Regions from separate parts of the Homo sapiens genome. Here regions 1 and 2 are each linked to region 3. A link is a contact called in ENCODE Hi-C or POLR2A ChIA-PET data. All regions are on one chromosome and are shown on one strand. Each heading gives the region's core, a stretch centred on a gene start or an enhancer-like site at or near the end of the contact. The rest is flanking DNA. Distances are from core to core; before and after follow the strand shown.

Region 1 (4,228 bases), core at 1,651-4,150, 49 kb after region 3:
CAAGTTATTCTAGTGAATCATGAAATCTGAGAAGAGGGTTGAGGGAATGCTCAAATTGGTAGTTGGCTTGGTAGAAGTATGAGTACCTGGGACACCATTTGCAGTTTAAGTGTCTGAAGTGAACGAGCCTTAACCTGTGGGATCTGTGCTAACTTTAGCTAATTAATGTCAGGATTAAACTGAATGGTTGGACAACCAGTTGGTTTCTGAGAATTGGTTGTTAGTGTAGAAAAACCACATTTGTGTTAAAAAAAAATCCTGCATGGCATGCTTCTTCTGTTTTTTCGGTGTTGCTATGTGTCCTTTCATTCATTCAATAGGACATTCAGTCATATTCCACTTTTATGCCTTTTATATTTGCTATTATTTACATGGATTTGGTGTAGGCAGAGAAGATAATAGCATGTGCTCTGAACATCCTTAAATCCAAAATTGATTTTTACTCAGTATACTTTGGTATAATTTGATATCTTCTTAATGAAATATATTTGTAAGTTACTTGTATAAATCAATGATTGAAACAAGTAATTACTTGTATAAGGAAAATGATACCAAATTTTTGTCACCTTAGTCTTATGCTAAGTACCATCATTCTGCTTTAGCTGAAATTCTCATTATGAATTACATTTTGGCTCATTTTCTAGTGTTAAGTAAAGATAAATTAATGGCAAATATGATTTTTTAACTTTATTTTTTTGCCAGGTAAAACAATAGCAAAGTAACATTTTAGCACTCTTCAAAAGTAGTTGGTGTCACAGATACTTGGAAAAGAACCTAAAGACTACCTAGAAAGTTCTCATACAAGGGGTTTGAACAGTGATGAACTGTATCTAGATAAATCCTTATTTTCTTTAGTCATTGGGAAAATATACCAATATAATCTATTTCTTGGAGAAGCCAAGAGTCCAAAGATTGGGTGTATTGTTATCTATGAGATATATTGTTGCAGGTTAGTGCTAACACCCTAACCGATATGGCCTAATGTGGAAAGGAAAGTGAAAACATTGTAGAAGAGAAATAAGTACAGCCTAAGGCTCTGTGAGAGGCACACTCTCCCTATCAGCACACCAGCTTCCAGCCTCATTCATTTCTGTCTTATATATTACAGATGTTCAAAAACATATGTACATACAAAATACATACAGGAAATTTGCCAGAATATGCACACGTAAGATTCAAGACTGGGTTTTAATCTGAAATACTGCATTTTTAAAATCTGGAATTCTGGAAATACTGTGTGTGTGTATGTGTTTCTTACATGAAAGAAATTTCCAAGGGATTATGAACACACACACACACACGCACACACAATTTCTGTACTTGTGAGAAAGTCATATGAGTGTATAATGCTTATTTAAAGGCAACAAAATTCATTTTGAATTCATATTTTTAATCTCAATTCTTAAAATTAAGCATATTTTAAATACTTTGAAACAAATTTCTCCCTGCATTTAAGGTAATTATTTTTGACTATATGCATGTAGGTGGCCAAAAATTGCCTGCTTTTTTTTTTTTTGGAGATGGAGTTTCACTGTTGTTGCCCAGGCTGGAGTGCAATGGTACGATCGCCGCTCACCACCTCTGCCTCCTGGGTTCAAGCAATTCTCCTGCCTTAGCCTCCTGAGTACCTGGGATTACAGGCATGCACCACCACACTTGGCTAATTTTGTATTTTTAGTAGAGACAGGGTTTCTCCATGTTGGTCAGTCTGGTCCCAAGCTCCCAACCTCAGGTGATCCGCCAGCCTCGGCCTCCCAAAGTACTGGGATTACAGGCCTGAGCCACCAATCCCGGCCCCGTTTTTGTTTTTTGTTTGTTTTTGTTTTTGTTTGTTTGTTTGTTTTGAGACAGAGTCTAGCTCTGTTGCCCAGGCTGGAGCGCAGTGATGCAATCTTGGATCTTGGCTCACTGCAACTTCTGCCTGTCAGGTTCAAGCGATTCTCCTGCCTCAGTCTCCCAGGTTGCTGGGATTACAGGTGCACGCCACCACACCCAGCTAATTTTTGTATTTTTAGTAGAGACGGTGTTTCACTGTGTTGGCCAAGCTGGTTTCGAACTCTTGACCTCGTGATCCGCCCGCCTTGGCCTCCCAAAGTGCTGGGATTACAAGCGTGAGCCACCATGCCCGGTCCCTTTTTTTTGTTTTTTATAGACTTTAATACAATGCATTAAGTTTGCCAGACATTCCATTCCTCCTAATTGTGAAGCTTCTTGATGAAGAGGGAGTGTTGGGGCATGGGGTATTCTTTGAAATTTTTTAATAAGTATTGACAAATTATTTCAAATATAATCTTACGGAGCAGTGTTTCATCTATAGATATAAAAATAGATCTATTTGGCTTGCTATTGTCATGTTAATATTTCCTTATATTTTATTTCAACTGCTAAAACAATATGACTAATCAAATAATATTCTATCTTAACTTAGACATTGAGCACTGGGCTCAGGCTATGCCTATAAATCACACACACAATTGACCTTTTAGAGATCAGGTCCTATTGATGTGAGATATCTTATGAATAATATTTTATATTAATAAAATAGTTAACTAGAAACTGACATCAGCTTTATACATCAACATAAGCAAAATAACAAATATGTTTGAAATCTACATATTTTGTAACTTTTAATTAGTGTTCCAAATCCTTAAGCCTTGCAGAAAACATTCATCTCTGATAAGAGTATTTCCCACCAAGTTAATTTATCCAAATTAAGGTAATCTCTTTTCCTATTTTCTTTTACTTGACCAGTTTGGTATTTACAGATTTCTAGGGTATTAACCTCTCAAGTTTCCATGTAGAGAATGTACTTCCTTTCTGCTGAAACAATGGACCTCATGACTCAGTGTTTGCTTTGATCCTGAGTTTGATTTTATCTAGATCTTGCCGCTAGTATTGTTTTGATTAATGATGTGACAGTGCAGAGATTCATTCTCACCATTATTCCTGTTTACTTTCCTCATGTTAAAGTATCTGAGTATAGAAAATCTGTAGAGAAAGAAATTGCGAAAATTAAGAATTTTAGTAAGAGCTCTAGAGCTGTATATCCAGCTTCCTACTCAACACCACCTGGATGTCTAATAGGCTCCATAGACTTCACATGTCCAAAGAGATCTTCTGATTCTCCAGCCCCACAACACTACATGCAACTGAAACCAATAACAGAAAACCTCCACATCCCCTGTGTTTCTTCAGCTCAGTACATGGCATCATCGGCCACCTACTCCTCAATCTCAAATTTCATTAAACAACTCTGATTCTTCTCTCTCTCTTATTTGTAACATGCAGCCCATTAGTAAATTAACTGACTCTTTGCCAAAGCACATTATTCTGACAGCCATTACACCAGTCTGAGTCACTATCACCTCCAGCTTGGATTATTACAATAGCCTACTAGCAGTCTCCTTACAGTGTTTCATAATCTAGCTCTTGCCTACCACTCTGACTTTATTTACTATTAATAGATTCTATTTTTTAGAGTAGTTTTAGGCTCACAGCAACATTGAGTGTAAGATACAGAGATTTCCTATATAGCCCCTGCCTCTACACATGCATACCCTTCTCATTATCAACATCCTTCACCAGAATGATGAACCTGCACTAATGCATTATTATCACCCAGAGCCACAGTTTACATTAGGGTTCACTTTTGTGTTGTAAATTCTGTGGGTTTGGACAAATTTATGATAACATGTATCCAATATCGTAGTATCATGCAGAGTAGTTTCACTGCCCTAAAAATCACTCTTTTACATTGTATTATGCCTCTTTTTTCCTCATACCTCAGCCGCACTCACCTTTGGTCTTTTCCTCTAACTTGGTAAACCCCTTCTTGCTTTGAGGACTTTGTACCTGTTTTTTTGGCCTGGAGTGATTGTCATATTGTCACAAAGTCAGATTCTTCCCTCTATTTACATCTCAGCTTAAATTTCATCTCCTCACAGACCATACTGACCACATAATCTAAAACAGTGTTTTCAGTCACTAAATATTCCCTTGCTTTGTTTTTATCTTAATAGAATATGTCTAACACATATTTTCTTGTTTATCACCTATAAGTTAAAAAAAAAAAAGAGGTGCTTTGTTTTGTTTTATACCATATTCCCCAAGTCAGAAGAGGCCCCAAGTCAGAAGAGGTATGTGGTGGGTGTCCAGCGAATGAATTATTAAATAGATAATAATAACATCCTGGAATCTATGGTCCTAGTGTGCTGAAGCTTGTGATTTA
Region 2 (3,830 bases), core at 1,081-3,580, 36 kb before region 3:
TTGCCAGGTAGCAATCTATTCTACCTGGCAATCTGTTTTTTTCTCTTTTAAGCATTTTCATAATGCCCAACATGCTTTTCTTTTTCTCCTCTGGGAATTTCTGATTTGCCCTGAAGTATTCAGAAATTGTCAACTATTGGCCAATTTAATGAACTACACAATATCTGTCTAATTCAATGGAAATATAGTTTGTATTTTTTATGAAGCTGAACAAAATATCAATATATCATTGTTACAGCATTTATCAGATATTTTCCAATATGATTCTTTGAAATACTTGTTTTAGGGCTTTTGCTTCTGCAAATATAATTGTTTTCACCTATTTCATTCTCCAAAATAACTGCACTTCCAATTTAATCCACAACTTTTATTGAATACCTATTATGTGTCCCAAATGGGATAGGCGCCAAGAATCTTTGTCATTGCAGGGTGTAATAAGAAAGTACATACAAGGGGTCTTTGATTTTCTCTATGTGCTTTGAAAGTGTAAATTCTTTAGATAATCATAAAAATAACAAGCATTTATTGAACTATCATGTGCTAGGCACTGAATCAAGCTCAGATCATCATAGAAGTCTGAATAAAGACCATCACAGAGGAAGATACCAATATGCTCCATTTGATTAATGAGGGAACTAAGACTCAAAGTCTCACTTGAGTAACTTAGTCACAAAGCTAGTAAGTGGTGAGATGAAATTTGAACTCAGGACGATTTACTCTAAAACTTTACCTAACTTCATTCTGCTTTCTTTATATATGTAATATAATATAATATTTCATATAATAAATCAGCCTGCTGGGATCAGTCTGTCTCTGGTTGCCATGGTAATCATTCAATCCACGGGTATTAGGAACTGAGGCAGCCTTCCAGGCCCACCCAGCCATCCTTTCTCAATTAACAAAATACATGTTTCATATATATATATGTATGTATATATGTATGCATGTATATATATGCATATATACATACATATATATATGTATGTATGTATATATGCATATGTGTGTGTGCATGTATATAAAGAAAGCAGAATGAAGTTAGATAAAGTTTTCTTTTACCTAACTTCATTCTGCTTTCTTTATATAGGCTGTTTCTTTCATATATATAGATATGTCTCCTTACATACATTTTTCTTTCCTGCTGAATGAGGGTTCTGATGTTTCTTTTATATGACCATGATACCAAGAAAAGTTTAGGGCACAATAAGCTCACAGGAAAGTTATCCTAAAAGTTTCCCCATAATATTTGACTTTTTTTGAGGCTTTCTCAATTAACAAAATGCAAATGGCTTCACTAGTAATTATCAACTGTATACATGTTTTACCTAACATTTTCAGGACATGAGCCAAAACAAACGTTTTACTTTTTCATCACAGTCATTAAATGCTTTGTTTTGTTTCATGGAAAATTTTCCTTCCTCTTTGGATAAAAACCAACCAAAACTCACTCAAGCAAGAGTCAATATGTGTCAGCAATGACTGCATTATTTAAAGGCCTGGTTTTGCTATTTCAACTACCACATTATGTATTTTCCTTATTTGAGGGGGAACTTGTTGTAAGTTATCTGACCGGAAGGCTGCCCTTCTAAATGCAGATGATTCCTGTAGGATGTCTTTAAGCAATGATGCGCACCTGCTGGAATCAGTCTGTCTCTGGCTGCGTTGGTAATTATGTAACCCATGGGTATCAGGAACTGAGGCAGCCTCTCAGGCCCACCCAGCCATCCACCGCCACTGGCCTCTCTGCCTTATAGTGTCAGGAGGGTCAGTTCTCTGTAATACTTCTTGGCCTTTTAATAATTATACTTTATAACTTAATATGTGCTGTATTTACTGGTGGAATTAGATCCAGGGTGGGAGAAATGTAAAACACCCCAGCTTTGGGAATTTGTAAATAATCTCTGCTTTATTCAGCTTCCCGCAGGTCAGGCTCCTGTGTGGGGAATAATTCCATATGGGAATCTTAGTTGAGTGCCATCTAACTAGATCTTAAAGGGAATCTTGGCAGTATCTTCCAAGCCATAAGGAAATAATTCTCAGTTTCTGATGAGGCTTTTCTGAGAACTTTGTTTATATATATATATCAACATCAAAAACCCAAACCAACCAAACAAAAAACACCTGAACCTGAGGAGCCCTTTGTGGATGAAGTCTCTAGGGTTCACTTGGAAATGGGTAATTGGGTTCTAACGTAAGAAGAAATCATCCAGGCAATAATTGAGGCTCATTATTCAGTGCATTTCTACATTTCTAATTTCCAATTTCAGCCCTTGTGTGAGTCACATGCCCCATTAGTTAGGCTAGACAGGGCTTGTCCATGGTAGCATGCTAAAACTATTTTTTAATTTAAAAGGTCACAGGCATGTTTTTAATTCACATTTGCAATTCTGTTACATAATTAAGCATTGTCGATAGCTAAGAAAAGTTTTTTCAGTGTGGGGAGTAAAAGAGATGATCGGGCTGGCTTTTACACTGCTTAAATATGCCTTCCAGGCTCACAGGTTCCTTGTTTAAATATACCCATGTCTGTTATCTAATTGACCTTGCTAGTTTCCTTACATAAAATTAATATATATATAAGAGATGCCTTGTAATGAATGACACAGAATATCTTGTTTTTGAAATTTATTTTTATTTCATGACACTGCTGTTCCTTCATGTAATGGAAATAAAATGGCTTAACAATTCTGCCACTCTTTCATGCCCACTTTAGTTGGTTTATGGCCAGGTTTCCTTCATTAGAGATATGTCATATTTCATTGCTCCAAATTTTTACTTTTTTCCCAAGCTCCCCTTACCCTGCAGACATCATGTCATTTTACTTCAGGGACCATCTCTAAATGATAAGGACTTAAAAATACATATATAACCATTATGCCACTTCATACCTACCAAACTTAACAATAACTTATTGTCATCCAATATGTGGCACTTTTTGAAAGGAGGCTATGATCAGGCATGAATTTGTTTCCTTCTGTTTCAAGGTCCTCATGCCTCCCTTTGGACTTTCTATCTTTGACGCTTCCACAGCTCTCTTTGTCTATTCACACTTCTCCCCCTTCTCTCATTTTTGACCCCTCTCAGCTTCTTCCCAGGATATTTAGGTACGCCAGTGTTCTTTTAATGCATACTACATACATGCATACACACACATGCACACACTCCCAGATGGGCCCAGTCTTCAGGCCACAGGCCTCATAGCTGCTCGCTTACTCTTGCTCAATCCTCACAGCAGCTGTTTTCCATTCCAAGAGCATCCTAAATCCGACTCTTAGGGGAAGACAGAATGCTTTATAGTCCTGTCTTCCTGAAATGTTTCAGTATCTCTTCCTAACACTTCAAAATGCGTCTGTATCTTCGCCCTTCTTTTCTGCCTGCTTATTTCATGAAACAAGTGATTTTCCTTTCCAAGAGTAACTCCTTTTCCTGTAATACTGATTTAGTGACACTGCTAATTGTTCCCTTCTTTTCTCTATTTACTGACTCCTTTGTTTCTGCTAGATATGCTTCAGTCTCTCAATTTAAAAAAAGCAAGAAGAAGAACAAAAATAAGGATAGCCATTTGGATACTATCCTCTCTCTTCCTATTACCAACAAAAAAGTTTATTTATTTATGTATTTAGATGACATGATACACTACTTACTTTCTATTTTACACACACTCCCAAACTTTAAGGTACAATTTTCCCCTTTTATCTTGTGGTTCCCTTATGCACAAGTCATCATCAGCTCTTCATTGTCTTTCATATAGCATCCTGACCCCTTTTCTTGCTATTTAAGATTTCCTCCAATCTAGTTTCCACTGCCATTTTCTTTCTTTCTTTTTCTGA
Region 3 (4,267 bases), core at 496-2,995:
AAGAGCAAGGCTCTAAATGGGATGTGAGTGTGAAGAGCAGAATGCAAAAGAGCGTATAGAAGCCCCCCAAAGCTTATGGATTTGGTTTCTCATATGTGGAAATTTTTATTATTTAGGAGAAAACTGAGTTAAAAATTTTCTTAAAATCTCAGTACATTAAAATTTAAAATTAATAGTGTGCACAAAATTGTGGAGGAGTAAATTAGTTGAGAAAAAATGGTTTTTGAATGTTTTAGAAGTATTTATTTACATGTACACATTGAATTCCTAATTATATATTAATCGGTCTTATTTTTGATTACTTTGTCAAGTTAGTTTTGCTATATCAGTTTGAGTTATGATCATATTTTGAAGTGATAAAACAGGAGGTGGGGGAGGGGGAATGAAGAGAGTTGATTAATAGGTACAAATATACAATTAGATAGAAGAAATAAAGCCTAGAGTTTGAGAGATCAGTTTAATGACTACATACAATAATCTATTGTATATTTCAAAATAGGTAGAAGAGAATAATTTGCATGTTTCTAGCATAAAGAACAGACAAATATTTAAAGTGATATATATCCCAGTTATACTGATTTGATTTTTACAAATTACATGAATGTATAAATTGTCACTTGTATCATCAAAATATGTACATCTATTATGCATCAATTAAAAAATAAAATTATTTAAAAGTTAAAACAATACTAAAAATAGTCTTTAATGAAGAGTTACTAACTCACATCTTTTGCCCCATTTCATCCTAATTTTGGTTCAAATGAGGACAAAAAATACTTAGTGGATGCCTCCTATACCGTTGTTAAGTTTCCAGTGCCCAGTGCTGAGCCTGGCATATGGTAGACATTCAGAAAATATTTGTTCAAAGAATGAAAGCTGTTCTTTGTGTAGATCTTGGATATGAATCAAAACATTGCAAGACTTTGAGTCAATGTATTATTTTGGATTTCCTGGTCACACAGATTCAAAGAAAACTATCTTTAAATGTTTTGAAAGTGTTGGTATGTCTCAGTTTTCTTATAAGAGTGGATGAAAATTCGTAAAGACACAGCTATGTCATCTTTGCCTTTGGGCAAGAAGAAAGTGAAAGCTGAAGAATACCCTTGAGAACAATGTGAGAAGAGAAACTTTAAGTCCTGCTTTTTGAACTTTAATAAAAATCACTTTACTTGAGGAGAGTATTTTTAACTTTTCAAAGTTTGTGAGTGATGTGCCCATTCCTGTTGCTGCCAATTTAATATCCTTCTAAGGACTGGTCTCAAGTCCTAGTTTCAAAATTTTGCATTGTCTGAGTCAACACCCACTTCCAGGTATCTTTAATTTAATGCTGATATTTATATTTGTACTTTCTCCAGGTTATTTTTACAAAGCTTTCTATGAAGCTTATTTTTTAAATTTTCCATAGCTTTTAACACCGTTGAGAGAAAGTCATATCTTTAGTTTCTTTGCTTGCCCTGAGTTTCTCAGTGTTGTCTGCCTTAATCTTTGTAAACTCAGATCTATCTAGGGCCATGGCAGAATGTTTGTTATCCCTCATGTCATGTGGTATTTATCTAGCTGCAGCAGTAATACTGTTGGTATTTGGAAATAAATACCAGGCAACTTGTTTTAAATACCCTGGCACTTTTATGCAGGTGTTGAGGGTAAGAGAGAGCTTCCTATCTTGGAATAACTGAGTTATCATCTTTAAACAGAGACTGTGTTTGTTACTAATGACACTTAAGACCTTAGTACACGCAGGTGTATGTGACACAGAGAGAGAGTTTTGGTGTGTGGGGTGTGTGTGTGTGTGTGTGTGAGAGAGAGAGAGAGAGAGAGATATTGACTCTGCCTGCTGTCCTGGGGTCAGACAGACTACTAAGTGGCAACAACATATATAGATTAATTATCTGTTAGAAACTGGCACAATAGGAAGTGATGTTTTTCTTCCTTTATAGCAAGAACCATTGCTTCCTGATTCATTTTTCACCCATTCCAAATACACATACAACTCATTAGAAATGAAGAAAAACATACACGAGGAATGTGTAATTTTTTTTTTTTTTAAGCTGCAAGATGCCTCTTTCTTATTTACTTATATTTATTTATTCCCCTGCTGGGGCAGCAAACTGTTAAAGGTGACTTTAACCTGAAACATGGTTTCACAAAATGGAGTTAACTCTCTCATCCTAACACAGTTTCAGAGAGTGGATAGTGTTGGAAAAGTAACATTCACTCTGTAAGCCAGTGGATATTAAGCCTCACTTTCCAGGTCTATGTGACCCTGGTTTTTGGGCCCAGACCCTTGCATGCTACAGGCACCATCTAGACTTGGTACATTTAGCAGCATTTAGTGGTATAATTGTAAATAATAAATAAAACGTGATGCATTTTAAATGAAAGTCTAATGTGACCTAAATGGAACTGAACAATCTATTAAATTGCATAGACGTCGTGTGCTTGGTTCATTTATGGCAAACATTGTGTTACTCTGTCCCTTGCACATATATTTTATTTAATTAGGGTGGGAAAGAGGGAAAACTGAAAGTACTTTTTCTTTTCTAGTCTGAAGATTTTTCAACCCTGTGATAATTGAAAACATAATTCTGCTCAGGAAAATAAAATGATTTCCTCCTAATACTAAAGTATTCCATCTTTATTATTTTTCCTTTGTCTTTCTCATTTAGAAGGGAAAAAAGATGTGATTTTGTCGATTAATCCAGAGAATGTTTAATGACATTTCACTTCATAAAATCAGTGTGTTGGCTTTTTCAAGTTTCAAGGAACAACAAATTCTGTGACTTCAGATGGTGGGGGGTTTCTAAGGATCCATGAGAAAGTAAGGAAGCCAAGAAGCTGCCTCAGGTTTGGAGAGCCAGGCGAAGGTTTGGAGTTCCAGTGAAGACTGGAACATCTTCCAGAATAACATGGCAGCTCTACTGGTTGCACATTTCTGCGGCTCAGCCTTTCCCTTTTCCTTTTCTATCTGCTCTCTCTTCATTTTTAACCAGTGAGTCCTCTGACTGTATGTCTCATGGGATCGTCATCAGTTGATGAGGTGTCACCTAGTTTGGTACACAGCTGAGGGAATTTATTCCTCCTGCCAAAGTATTTGATGGGCTCTGGGGTTCCAAATATAACCAGGGCTGGCTAAGGTAGCAGGGTCACAGGGAACAAAGCAAGCATGGCAGCCTGTACCATGGGAGAGCAGATGTGAAAGTGCATCGTAAATTACAAATCTCTTTAAGTATTGTGAAATATATACCTACTTATTATTGATTATACTATATATTATAGCTAATATATTAATCACAAATAGATATGAATACATTATTAATATGTGTTAATAAAGATGTATATTATAGCATCCTCTACAATGCATATTACCACTCTGTGTTCTTCAATGTAATCACTGAGTTAATCATGCCTGGCAAATGTAAGCTTTCACTGCGTGTTGCGATAATTTGCAGAGGAGTCTATGATGTTCTGCTTATCATGCTCATGCCTCTGTAAGAGCAAAGAAATGCCTCAGATATAAATGGGGTCAGAGCACACACTTTTCTAGCCCTGTAGAATTGTTGTAAGGCTCAAATCAGTTATTTTATGTGGTTTGAAAAGGGTTGACTATTACTCTACACATCTAAGGAATTATTATTAGATACATGTTCAAAAAGATTTAGCAAAAATTGTAAAAAAGGAAAGAGTGGACTTTGGAAAATTTGTTTCTATGTTTTTGGAAACTGTGCTTAAGTTTTGAAAAGCTTATTCTGTAGGTAGTTGGATAGTTTGAATAGCTCTAGTATCTGAATGTAAATACATGAGCATATTGCTCATCCCAATAGCTGAGAATAAATAATGTTTTGATTCCTGTAAATGGAAATTATTTATCCAAGCAGGAGCAGAAAAGGACTAAATCATGTTTCCACTGGAAAGAGTGAGAACTCATTAAAGATAAAAGGTATAGTCAAATGGAGAGGATAAGGAAGAGGCAGAAAATGATTCAGGGTGGGTGGACAGATAGCAGATAGGCATGAATCAGAGAGGGTTTGGGGAGAGCAGGAGGCTTCCCGTATGGAGGCCATGGAGAGTGGGAGAAGGAAACTAATTTTAGGAAGAAGTGGTTGCTGAGGGCAGCAGAACAGATGGACAGAAATGACCTCAGTCCTTGTTAACATAACTGACACAACAGTCTGGACTTCCTGTTAGATGAGATACTTTATTATGTAACACAGTTTGAGTTGATGTTACTTGTAGGCTGAATAATTCTTTTAAAGCTGCTTCTCAAGGC

Evidence for each region. A loop is a pair of places that touch in the nucleus more often than their neighbours do. ChIA-PET counts read pairs that join two places held with the same protein, here RNA polymerase II (POLR2A). Pooled maps may share reads with other maps.
Region 1: a loop to region 3 is called in a map of endothelial cell of umbilical vein, with 6 times the contacts of the local background. The contact joins two enhancer-like sites. A Hi-C loop is called at or near these places in 4 of 168 maps with a recorded cell type or tissue (IMR-90, PC-9, aorta and 1 more) and 2 of 50 pooled maps. POLR2A ChIA-PET finds 5 or more read pairs at or near these places in 1 of 52 experiments (activated T-cell).
Region 2: a loop to region 3 is called in a map of endothelial cell of umbilical vein, with 3 times the contacts of the local background. The contact joins two enhancer-like sites. A Hi-C loop is called at or near these places in 2 of 168 maps with a recorded cell type or tissue (endothelial cell of umbilical vein and tibial artery) and 1 of 50 pooled maps. POLR2A ChIA-PET finds 5 or more read pairs at or near these places in 1 of 52 experiments (PC-9).

What each region holds. Positions count from the first base shown.
Region 1 is chr6:100,296,048-100,300,275 of GRCh38, reverse strand. No RefSeq gene overlaps it. Among named protein-coding and RNA genes, the nearest start is that of SIM1-AS1, 95 kb to the left of the region's middle. Within about 2 kb of position 2,900, at least 4 of the 41 ENCODE cell types and tissues checked have a DNase peak (open chromatin) inside an H3K27ac peak, as active enhancers do; they include endothelial cell of umbilical vein, where a contact is called at or near this core.
Region 2 is chr6:100,380,696-100,384,525 of GRCh38, reverse strand. No RefSeq gene overlaps it. Among named protein-coding and RNA genes, the nearest start is that of SIM1-AS1, 11 kb to the left of the region's middle. Within about 2 kb of position 2,330, at least 2 of the 41 ENCODE cell types and tissues checked have a DNase peak (open chromatin) inside an H3K27ac peak, as active enhancers do; they include endothelial cell of umbilical vein, where a contact is called at or near this core.
Region 3 is chr6:100,343,734-100,348,000 of GRCh38, reverse strand. No RefSeq gene overlaps it. Among named protein-coding and RNA genes, the nearest start is that of SIM1-AS1, 48 kb to the left of the region's middle. Within about 2 kb of position 1,745, at least 2 of the 41 ENCODE cell types and tissues checked have a DNase peak (open chromatin) inside an H3K27ac peak, as active enhancers do; they include endothelial cell of umbilical vein, where a contact is called at or near this core.